Linked DNA regions of Homo sapiens: region 1 is linked to region 2. Evidence: chromatin contacts called from ENCODE Hi-C or POLR2A ChIA-PET data. All regions are on one chromosome and are shown on one strand. Each heading gives the region's core, a stretch centred on a gene start or an enhancer-like site at or near the end of the contact. The rest is flanking DNA. Distances are from core to core; before and after follow the strand shown.

Region 1 (6,351 bases), core at 836-3,335, 33 kb after region 2:
TGGTGAAACCCAGCCTCTACTAAAAATACAAAAATTAACCAGGCGTGCTGACACGCCTGTAGACCCAGCTACTCAGGTCGCTGAGGCAGGAGAATCACTTGAGCTTGGGAAGTGGAGGTTGCAGTGAGCCAAGATCGTGCCACTGTCCTCCAGCCTGGGCAACAGAGCTAGACTCCATCTCAAAAAAAGAAAAAAGAAAAAAAAAAAAAAGTATGTTACTTGGAGGTCAATTTTTTTTTTTTTGAGATGTAGTCTCACTCCGTCACCCAGGCTGCAGTGCAATGGCATGGTCTCGGCTCACTGCAACCTCTGTCTCCCGGGTACAAGTTACTCTCCAGCCTCAGCCTCCCAAGTAGCTGGGACTACAGGCACGTGCCACCACGCCCGGCTAATTTTTGTATTTTTAGTAGAGATGGGGTTTCACTATGTTGGCCAGGCTGGTCTCGACCTCCTGACCTCGTGATCCACCCGCCTCGGCCTCCCAAAGTGCTGGGATTACAGGTGTGAGCCACCGCCCCCGGCCTACTTGCAGGTCAATTTATAAAGCACGAGATGTTGCATAAAAAAAAAAAAGTCGGGCACAGTGGCTTATGTATGCAATCCCAGTGACTCAGGAGGCTGAGACAAGAGGATTGCTTAAGGCCAGGAGTTTTGAAACTAGCCTGGGCAACATAATGAGAACCTATTTCTACAAAAAATTTTAAAACTTAGCTGGGCATGGTGGCAGGTGCCTGTAGTCCCAGCTAATCAGGAGGATGTTTGAGCCTAAGAATTGAAGGCTGCAGTGCCCTATGAGCACACCACTGCACTCCAGCCCGGGTGGCAGAGAAGACTATGACTGAAGAAGAAAAAAGAAAAAATATATAGTTACATTATATTCACATGTAAACAAAAGGGCATAGAGAAAACAACACAGCTCCTCTGAAATAAATGAAACATGCTATTCCCTCTTATTTAACTGGTATATATTTTACTCTATTGAGTTAGCATTAGGAGAGGCCAACTGGGAATCTTACATTATGGAAATAGAAGAAGATATTCTCTTCATATCAAGGAGTATGAAGGCAAAAGCTAGCAAAACAAGGTAATAATAAGCACTGGCACACGAGACTGGGAATAGTCCAAAAAATGTGAGAGATAAAATTGTGTGTTTATTTTACAAAAATCTTTAAAATTTTAAAAAGAACTTTAAATTTCATTACTGTACTTTAAAAAATATCTCAAGATATCAAATTTCTTCATTTTAAACTAAAAATATCAAGTTTTTTGTATTTCTGTATTTTTCTTGACAACCATTAGTTACGTAAGTATGCTTTTCTTTAAGTCAAATTCTATATTAATGCATATGACAATCTATGCCTATGTCTGGAACCTGACATGTGTTATTTATATCGGATTTATTATTATTGTTGTCATTATTTTTTTGAGATGAAGTCTCACCCTGTTGCCCAGGCTGGAGTGCAGTGGCGTGATCTCGGCTCACTGCAACCTCCGCCTCCCGGGTTCAGGCAATTCTCCTGCCTCAGCCTTCCAAGCAGCTGGGATAACAGGCACCCGCCACTACACCTGGCTAATTTTTTTGTATTTTCAGTAGAGACAGGGTTTCACCATGTTGGCCAGGCAAACCCTTGAACTCAGGTGATCCACCGGCCTTGGCCTCCCAAAGTGCTGGGATTACAGGTGTGAGCCACTGTGCCGGCCTTATTTTTTTTTTTTTTTTAAAGATTTTGAAGACCCCCCCAACCAAGAGGAGAACTTGGAAAACTAATGTAGAGCTGATTTATGCTCTCCTTTTAAGACATGTGCTTTTATTGTAAATTAATGTGTACCGGTGGTCAGCAAGCAACAAGAATGGATAAAGATAATAAACCCTTAATAAAAACCTGCCTGTTAAAGCACAAAACAACATAAAAACTACTTCAATCTTGAATTCTTTCATTCTATTTTTGCCATGAAGAGCTTCATCAGAAAACCCTTAGATGTCTTCAAATTTAGCTCCTTTACACATACTTCATTGTTATTACAGGATTCAATGTGCGCCTGCCTGACAAAGAACAGAGGCACAACACGCTGTTATGCAACACCATGTCTCCAAGTGCAGCTTGCAGCTCCTTTACTCAGCAAGCACCAAATGCATGTTTAATCAGTGTTACAGCTTACAACCAGGCAAGTGAAGTCACTATCCTTCCAATCCTCAAAAGGGCCTGTTTGCTGATTTATGCATAGCTTGAAGACTATCTTGGAATTGTCATCAACAGCTACAGATGCGGGTGTGTGACATTACAAAACTTATGCCAATAAACAATTTTTTTCATTTTTATAGTAGTAACTGGTAGTAGGGAGAGGAATAAAATCACTTTCTGCATTTGGAACTAAAACATTTCAATGGGGAAAAGTATCTTCAAACAGCTGAAAAGAAAAAGAACAGTGTAAAGGTTCATCAGACAGAAAATTCAAAAGAAATAACCATAAACATTAGCATTTTGGAGGAAATATGTGATTCAGCATATAAAAAACCTAAAAAAACTAAAAAATAGAGCCTATTTACAGTGTGACTTACTTGCAGAGGCTAGCAATTTACATCAAATAGTTACAGTGAAATTTACCACAGATTACTAACAGCGAAGATACATCCCTTCAGGATATACTGAAAACATTTGCCATCTTTGATATGAAGCTTGTTCAGCTTTTGTTCACAAGCCCTCCGTGAAGAGAAAAGGTTCATTCATCACTATTGTGGACTAAAGCAACATATCTGATAACACTTTACTCCTGATGCAATGTAGGGTAAGCAGCACTTCTCTTTTAATTATTTTAAAACTCTGACATTTAGTAACTCCATTATTTTAAGCTTAAATATGTGATGTGTTTAATCTGTGGAAATAAATCTTTTATTAAGAGATAAACTCTGCTATTAATTGCTTTTTCAAAATATTAGTAAAATGGAATTAATTTCAATACTAGATTATAAAATTAATGACACAATGATCCTCTAATCTTCAAAGGAAAAAATTATTTAAATCCCTATTCTGCTCAACTGCTCCCCAAAAGAGTTGCTTTAAAAAGGAGTTGATGTTCTAAACTTACCGAATTGTATACACTAAGTATGTGTAGTTTTTTGTATATAAATTGCAGTTCACATTAAATACATCAGCCTAGTTAGATACGTAAAAATTTTTAAGTATCTAAGTAAATACAGAATACGTAAATGGCAGAATCTAACTTCTACATTTTCATTATATTTTCGGCTCTTCAGCCCAAATGTTAAAAACAACAGATTTTAAATTCTATTAAAATACACTCATTTACTATCATTTTCCAACACGTTAACAGACTAAAGTAGGACTGCACACTGAAAAACTACGCAAGAAATGCAACATGTATAATAAATACATTTACTAGCTCTCTGCTAGTAAATACATTTTCTAGTATTTACTAGCTAGTATTTCTTTTCTAGCAATTTTCTAGTATTTACTAGTATTTTCTAGCAATTTTCTAGTATGTACTAGTATTTGTAATAAATACATTTTCTAGCAATTTGCTTCACAATCATTCTCTTTTTCTCTAGATGAAGACATTTTCTGGGAAAACTGGTACTTCTGTCATCACTACAGCAGAAGATGTTAAGAAGCAAGAAGAGAAGAAAAAGAAGAATCTATCTTGACTATGTTAGGTATAGCTGGAACAGTACTTAACCTCTTAGTGATTGTTTTGGTCTACATCCATACCACACTCTGAAGGTCTCGTTCAAGGGACTGCATTCAGGGCAAAACCTGGCTCTAACAAGAAAGATTTAGAAACTATCCTTTAAAAGCACACCTCCAGAATATTAAGACATACATCCCAGGGTAACTCCCTTGCTCTAAGAGCAATTACTATATGATGCTTCCAGTTTGAGGAATAAAATTATAACAAAGCAAACAGGTAAATTTTAACTTTACACAGAGGAAAAAAACAGGACAAAGCAATGAATATGGACACTGAAGATGGACTACTCCAAAACATACAAGATTTAGTAACGTATACAAGACACAACAGCAAAAATGCTACAACCATTTTTCTAAGAGTACATATAAAATACACATTAATTAAAATAAAACTGCATTTAGGTTTGTGTTTTCCTTAAGCCTCTAGTAATCTACTGAATACAGGAAAGGGAAATTTAGTCAGTATAGGAAAGAAGACTATGAAAATGTTTAGAAAAATGAAGTTTTAGTTAGCATTAATGAACACTGAATATTTTAAAAACTGTCTTTGGAAATTATATTTTAGTAACTCCAAAGAAATGAGCCTTAGCGTGACTTTTGGTAGTTAAGCAGTTGTAAAGATAAGGCCACATAGAAAAATAAAGACTACATAGAAAAGAAACTTTCTTGTTTCAATAAAATATTGACATTATTTCTCTGATAAATGTGGGTAATACAAAATAAAACTACCATTGTTAACATTTTAATATATTCTCTAAGTAAACTGGAGTAACTCTTTCTTTCTTTTTGTTTTTTGAGATGGAGTCTTGCTCTGTCACTTAGGTTGGAATGCAGTGGCTCGTTCTTGACTCACTGCAACCTCTGCCTCCCGGCTTCAAGCAATTCTTGTGCCTCAACCTCCCAAGTAGCTGGGACTACAGGTGCCCGTCCACCACACCCGGCTAATTTTTGTATTTTTAGTTTTGCTATGTTGGCCAGGCCGGGCTCGAACTCCTGACCTCAGGTGATCCACCCACCTCGGCCTCTCAAAGAGCTGGGATTACAGGCTTGAGCCACCGAGCCTGGCCTGTAGGACTTTTTTAAAGCATTTCATGATTTACCATAAAAACATCTAGTTTGCAAAACAATTATATAGCGGAAATACAACTGGCATAAACAAATCTGGAAACAAACACAGCTCACTCTTAACTGGGATGTTTCATAGAAGAAATGGAGAGTTATGGCTAATCTGGTAGGTAGTTATGTGGAAATCTGATTAAGCTTTTCTTAATAGCTGGACTACAGTGTGAAAGGTGACAATATAAGGATTAGGTACGTGAGCAGCTCATAGGAGAGAAAGGACTACGCTGGGTAGTCAAGAATGGTATCCCTGAAGTGTCTGAGATGTGAACTAATACTTTAACTTTACAAATCTGTACAAATCAAAGCAATTCAAAACCCATCTAAATTTTAATTTAAGCAACCTGTCCTCCCCTTATAAAACTTACCAGTCATAATTATTTAACACAGAGTCATATATTCTATACCAAAGTCATTTCCACATTGGATGCCCTTGACAAAAATGAAAACTCTAAATAAAAGGAATTAACATTTGTTGATAAGCACTTACGTTATAGATACTCTGAGTCGCTATCAACATGCCTTGCTAGTGACCATATATAGAAATAAATACATTAAACATAGGCAAGTGTTTTAATTTTTATTGGTACTGCTCAGCTAACTGTCACAAAAACTAGAGCCATATTAAAATACTATTAAAATATACTTTGGGCTAAAAATAAAGTGGCAGGTTACTCTACCTTTTTTTTTTTTTTTTTTTGAGATAGGGTCTACTCTGACACCCAGGCTGGAGTGTAGTGGTATGATCACGGCTCACTGCAGCCTCGCCCTCCTGGGATCCCACTTCCCGAGTAGTTGGGACTACAGGCGAGTGTTGATTTTTTGTTCTTTTGTAGAGACAGGGTCTAAGTTGCCCAGGCTGGTGATCCTCACGCTTCAGCCTCCCAAAGTGCTGGGATTGCAGATGTGAGCCACCACACCTGGCCTGCTACTCTAATTAGTAGAATAATCTGATAGATTATTTTATTTTTATTTTTTTATTTTTTTGAGATGGAGTCTTGCTCTGTCGCCCAGGCTGGAGTGTTGTGGCTCACTGCAACCTCGGCCTCTGGGGTTTCAAGCGATTCTCCTGCCTCAGCCTCCTGAGTAGCTGGGATTACAGGCATGCGCCACCACACCCGGCTATTTTTGTATTTTTAGTAGAGACGGGGTTTCACCGTGTTGGTCAGGCTGGGCTCGATGTCCCGACCTCATGATCTGCCCGGGTCGGCCTCCCAAAGTGCTGGGATTATAGGCTTGAGCCACTTCACCCGGCCTATTTTAGTTTTTAATAGAGATGAAGTCTCACTGTGTTGCCAAGGCTGATCTCAAACTCGTGGGCATAAGCAATCCTCTCATCTTGGCCTCCCAAAGGGATTACAGGCATGAACCACCACCACAGCTCCCAGACTCTTTATTAAAACAGTACAAAGAAATGGCATAATTTGACAGTTTCATATGAACTATTACCATGAAAACTATAAATAAGGATATACAGTTAAGTATCATGTTACGACAGCTCGACAATTTTTCATTATTTGTTTCT
Region 2 (5,824 bases), core at 1,456-3,955:
TCAACTTCTTCACAATTATCTTATTACAACCGCTCTGAGAATAAAAAATTTCTATTTCATAAACATAACAATAACATAAACATAACAATAAAGCAAAAACATAATCATCTTTATGAAAAGAGGAAGTGAAACAATAGATAATTCAGATCACTTTCTTCAGCTAACATAGGAAAATATCTATCCATCCGTCCATCCATCCATCCATCCATCCATCCATCTATCTGGAAACAGAGTATTACTCTGTCTCCCAGGCTTGGAGTACAGTGGTGCAATTACAGCTAATTGCAACCTCAACTTCCCAGGCTCAGGTAATTCTCCCACTTCAGCCTTCCAGGTAGCCGGGACCACAGGCACACGCCATTATGCCCACCTAATGTTTCCTGTATTTCGTAGAGACGGGGTTTCACCATGTTGCCCAAGCTGATCTTGAACTCCTGAGCTCAAGTGATCTATCCATTTAGTCCTCCCAAAGTGCTGGGGGGGTTAAAGGCGTGAGTCACTGCGCCAGCCAGAGATATCAATTTAAACTAAATTCTCACCCATAGTCTTAATGTACTATTTTCTATCTAATATAAAGGCATTTTTTCAATTTCATGAATTTCAGGGGGAAGAAATATTTATAATGTATGTTCTCAGCCTACTAAATTTAGCAATCATATATAGTAGAAATGTTTAAAAATTAGACTATACATGATTGAAATCAGATAAAGAACAAAATCTAACAGAGAACAAAATTTTTAGGTAAATGAACTTGCTTTAAAATCATTAACATAAAGCAAAAACACAAAGGCAGGTTTCAGTAAGTAAATGAAACATCTTTACATCAAATGAAAAGTGGCATAATAGGAAAAGTTTTGTACCCTGATTTGCTTGCCGCAAACTGGTGGTGGCTGCATAAACTATCTCAGCAGTCTTTTGGATGTCTGGTACCAAAAGAGTAAGTCCTTCTGGTTCTTGATCAGACGCATCTGGTTTTACTCCTGTTTTAACATTTTCCCTTTTAGATCTGAATTTTTTTAATATGGAAAGAAAAGCAAGGAAAATTAAGATTTTAGGACTAAAACACCTCCATAAATCAATATACAAATGAGTGTGTGCATTTCATTTGTCACACACATGATCTATATTAACTTGCTTTTGAAGCCACTGGCTAGTAAAGTTATGGGTAGGTTTTCCCTTCTAATATAAAATCAGAGAAGAGACAGACATTATATAAATGTCATACTGTAAAAGATCCAGATACCTGATGTCCTCAGAGACACACTTTTAAAAACACACATAATTATAAATATTCAGAGACAGAAATCACTTCTACACCTAAAATATTTGAGAATTAAAGGACCACAAGCAGTTTTTAAATTTTAATACTATTTGTATTTCACTCAGAATTAAATTTCCAAGAAAAAAAAACATATTTTAGAGTAAAATGTAGGTTCATTACTGGGTGTCTTAATACAATGTGTTTCTATACATTGGATCTTTTAATGAGACACTAAGTTTTAGGGCATATTCATTTTAAAGATATTATTCTGTTATTTCCTATCAGGATCTAAAATGTACCCAATTTCATTTCACATTGTTATCACAATAGGATGTATTACAGCAAGGTTTAAGTATATAGGACATTACATTTTTATTTAAATTTTCTAGATAAATGTACTAGTAGTTTAATACAAGAGTCACTGAAAACACAACTAAACATTATTTCCTTTTCTCTATTCCAACTCTCAGCACATTATTGACATCACAAACATCTTTACACTACTGCTTAGAATTTCAAAAATCTACATCTTTATAATTCTTTAAATAGATCATTTGAAACAAACTAAAATCGTATATAAATAAAAGTGTTTAAAATATTTATGCTAAGGTATGATCTAAACTATACATCACTTATTTTTTTAGTTGTATACCTACCTAAAAAGGGACTTGGTCATTACATTAAAATACTATCTCGCAAAGTGGTCATGGAGCCTTAGAGAACTATAAAAAGAGTAACAGACAGTAGAAGAATCCTTAACAAATAGGCTGGGCATGGTGGCTCATGCCTGTAATCCCAGCACTTTGGGAGGCTGAGGCGGGTGGAACACCTGAGGTTGGGAGTTCGAGACCACCCTGAACAACATGGAGAAACCCCATCTCTACTAAAAATGCAAAATTAGCTGGACATGGTGGCGCATGCCTGTAATCCCAGCTACTGGGGAGGCTGAGGCAGGAGAATCACTTGAACCTGGGAGGCGGAGGTTGCAGTGAGCCGAGATCACGTCATTACACTCCAGCCTGGGCAACAAGAGTGAAACCCCATCTCCCAGAAAAAAAAAAAAAGAATCCTTAACAAATAATACTATGTCATCTACATACAAATGAACCTTTCCTTGTCACAAAAACAAAAATCTGCTCAGAAGCTATTCAATCCTTAACTCAAGGTAGATAAACAGTAAACTCAGAAGCCACTCAAGTGGGTAGGAAGAATAAATGAAAATAGTATCATGCATGTGTTTTGAATTTGGTTCCTACAATGTGTAAACAAAAACTAGTTTCTACAGATATCTTTAACTAGAAGGTAAAAACTTATGTCACCTGACTTAACTGAAGAGGTATAATATGTCACTGAATGGCTGCCTTTTTTCCTGTGCTCTCTTCTTATCTTCCCTGAGTTATAAGAAGTCAGAGAACACATGGCCACTTTCCTTTACCACTCAGGAAATGACTTGGCAGATGTTATACTGTACACCATTTCAGTCATCAACTGTCGTCTATGTACATGTATCTGAATATATGTTTTTGCATATATAAGGAGAGTATAGTGTACGTCTGAAGACTGAAATATCAGAGAATTTTACTGCTCGAGTCAACTACTATACTGTGTCTTTTACAGCTATGAAATTAAGGTGAGACTGTAGTTTAACAGTGAGTCACTTCTTAATAAAGACATGATTCTGGTAGAGTAACTCAAACAGATTACCAACTTCTGCATTTGTCAATAGCTAATAACAATCAGTGTCAAACACTGAGAATGAAGAGAAGTGCATAAGCTGCTTGACAGTACCCACTTTGAATTTACAAAGACTCTTACTCCCCAGTTGTAAATGATTCTCTATTACCAGGTCTTGACAAATTATTAAGTAACAGGGCCACTGAATAAGAAAACAACAGTAACTTGTTTCAGAAAGCAGTTATGATTACAGCCATAATAAAATATAGTTTCCTAAGCCTATAATCAATGAGTTAACCCACTGTACTCTCAATAAAGATTTCACTTAAAGAAACATATCTTGCAGAGAAGGAAGATATGAAAGTGAAGCTCTTTTTCCAGAAAGGTTATTTTCTCTTTGATGAAACAAGAATCTTTAGCATGGAGCATGAACTGCATCAATCCAGTTTAGGTCTTTATTGTATTTACCACCCCAGTGTGTAGATTACCCTTGGAACTACTGATTCTAAATCTCAAGCTCTATTCATGCCAATTTCCTAAATCCACTTTTAAAAAGAAGATTAGTAAGAGATTATTAAAATAGTACACAAGGTTAGGATGATAAATTTTATTTTTTTACCATAATTAAGAAAAAGTAAAAGAAAAATAATTGTGCAAGAATCCTCAGAAGTTTAAAAAAATTCTTTACATCAAATGTGTGAAAGAAATGATATATATTTCATATTGAAGACAATGGTTGAATCATAAAGCAGATATATATTAGACCTTTGACCAGGTTCTAATGAGAAATCTTTACTTGAATAGTCTGACAAAAACACACCGAAAAAAAGAAAATCTCTAAATGGTGAGAATACTTTGAATATATGAAGAACACACACTACCTGCCTATCAATGATTCTAACTAGTCATTGTCTGACATTAAACTATAGCCAGTAGTCTCTTTTCTATAAAAGTTGCAGGTTACTGTCAACCCATATGTAGGCCCAGCTCATGAAAAAAGGCCATACCTTAGCTCACATCCTGAAGTCTGTGTGAAAAGCTATTTGAGTTCAAGGCACCTAGCTGGAAGTAGGTCTTTGAGACTGACAATGGATCCAACATGGTAAAAGCAATCAGCGACGGCCGCTACCATGGTATCCGCTGCTTTGTGCATACGTTGAATCTGGTTGTGATCACTGCCCTGAAGAAATACGAGGAAGCAACTGAAGTTTCCACTATTGCACAGAATTATCTGCAAACATTTTCCACTATGCTGTGAATTCCAACTAAATAGCTAATTAGTTAAACAAATTTTGGCTCTGTGACACATATCTGAAGTAGGATGTGAGCAAAATGGGCAAATCTTTCTCCTGAAAACAAAACAAAAAAGCAAACCCATACCTCAACATTCAATTATATTGAACTGCCTCTACCAGTATCTACCGCCCAAATAAAGTTGAGTATTAGTAAGACTAAATACACCATGTCAGAATTATGGTATTTTATAATCCAAAAACTGAAAACAGCTTAATACAGCTATTTCCTTGATAAAACAAGACCCCTTTAACCCTTTGCACTCCTAAATCTAAGCTAAACATACTGCAAAGTTGCAATAAACATTTAAAAAAGGAGAGCCATTTGAAGAAGTTATCTGGAGACTACATGCTGAAATGTAGATTCACAACTATTAAGAATTAGCACTGCAGAAGAAGATTCTAAAACTATAAGAGAATGAAACTTCTACATTTACCAAAAAGCACTGATCACACTGTGCTCCTCAGTTCTAAAGCTCTTTGACAGTAATTATAGTTTAGATTAGAGGTAAACTGAAAGAGTAAATAAAAATATTACTGTGGGAAACTGCTTCTAGTATCTCCAGGATGCACAAAAATAATTCTTGAAATGCACCAGTAAACGGGCGAAGATCTCCGTACTATAAATGTTTTCTGTGATTAATTTAAAGCTTAGTTTTTAACTCTATGATCCCCTTTTGTTTTTACTTAATCTCTAAGTGGAAGTACCAGTTTAATTTTGAATGATTTAAATGAATGTTGAAAGAAAAATATTTTGGTAGCATAAGTGAGCATGAAAGAAGGGAATACTTAAAATAGTTATAAGAAGCCTTTAAAAATAAAACCTTGATTTCTATACTAGACACAAATATACTAATTTTTAGGCCAAATTAAACATCACCAGACATACGGAAGGTACTGCATGCTACTGTTAAATAGAGTTGCCACAAATAATATGTTTCAGCAGTTTACCAGGGGACAACCCAACTGAGCCAGTCAAAGAAGAGATGTTAAAATAAATATTTGCCTATCTGTGTGAAAAAAGACTGACAAACAACTGAACTTGTTTACCACCATCAAAAACAGGAATGTTTAAAGAAATATATGGGTATAACAAATGCTATCTGGCTAAGAAATCAGGACTTTTTCATTTTTAGGTATAAGAAGCAGAGGTAAAAGAGTGTTTTTCAACAGAAATCAAAGTAGGAGGGCTGGAACTGAAATTTTTTTTAACTAAAGTGCTAGAAGATCCAGCTTATGGGGGTTAAAATAAAAGAGTCTGGTAGAAAATATGCCTTGAAAGATGTAAATCAAGTGATCTCCCATTGCTTAGGTATATAAAAAGGAAGTGGGGTACTTGTACAAGTGACTTCAGTTATTTAAAACTATGATGAACAACTTTCCATTAGGAAGAAACTTTGAGATAGCTAGGAAAAACGGCAATAAAAGATGCTTGCTTCAATGCTGTTCAAAGAGAAGTTAAATATCCAGAACACTTTACACTGAACATAGAGTCATTTGTGTCATGCCCTGGCAGCAAATAAGATTTTTTTATTCACAATAAGTTTCTCTCTCAAATTTTTGGTGAAACCATCAAATACCAACTACACTAAATACG

What was found. Hi-C counts contacts between places; a loop is a spot of excess contacts on that map. ChIA-PET counts read pairs that join two places held with the same protein, here RNA polymerase II (POLR2A). Pooled maps may share reads with other maps.
Region 1: a loop to region 2 is called in a map of naive thymus-derived CD4-positive, alpha-beta T cell, with 1.9 times the contacts of the local background. The contact joins two enhancer-like sites. A Hi-C loop is called at or near these places in 3 of 168 maps with a recorded cell type or tissue (CD4-positive, alpha-beta memory T cell and naive thymus-derived CD4-positive, alpha-beta T cell) and 10 of 50 pooled maps. POLR2A ChIA-PET finds 5 or more read pairs at or near these places in 7 of 52 experiments (AG04450, CD8-positive, alpha-beta memory T cell, OCI-LY7 and 4 more).

What each region holds. Positions count from the first base shown.
Region 1 is chr2:32,555,090-32,561,440 of GRCh38, reverse strand. All of the region lies in intron 65 of BIRC6 (baculoviral IAP repeat containing 6), which reads right to left. It overlaps BIRC6-AS2 (BIRC6 antisense RNA 2), which reads left to right. Exons shown (of 2, transcript NR_125793.1): 2 at 3,569-3,921. Among named protein-coding and RNA genes, the nearest start is that of BIRC6-AS2, 17 kb to the left of the region's middle. Within about 2 kb of position 2,085, at least 2 of the 41 ENCODE cell types and tissues checked have a DNase peak (open chromatin) inside an H3K27ac peak, as active enhancers do.
Region 2 is chr2:32,589,097-32,594,920 of GRCh38, reverse strand. It overlaps BIRC6 (baculoviral IAP repeat containing 6), which reads right to left. Exons shown (of 74, transcript NM_016252.4): 67 at 861-1,006. Among named protein-coding and RNA genes, the nearest start is that of BIRC6-AS2, 17 kb to the right of the region's middle. Within about 2 kb of position 2,705, at least 4 of the 41 ENCODE cell types and tissues checked have a DNase peak (open chromatin) inside an H3K27ac peak, as active enhancers do.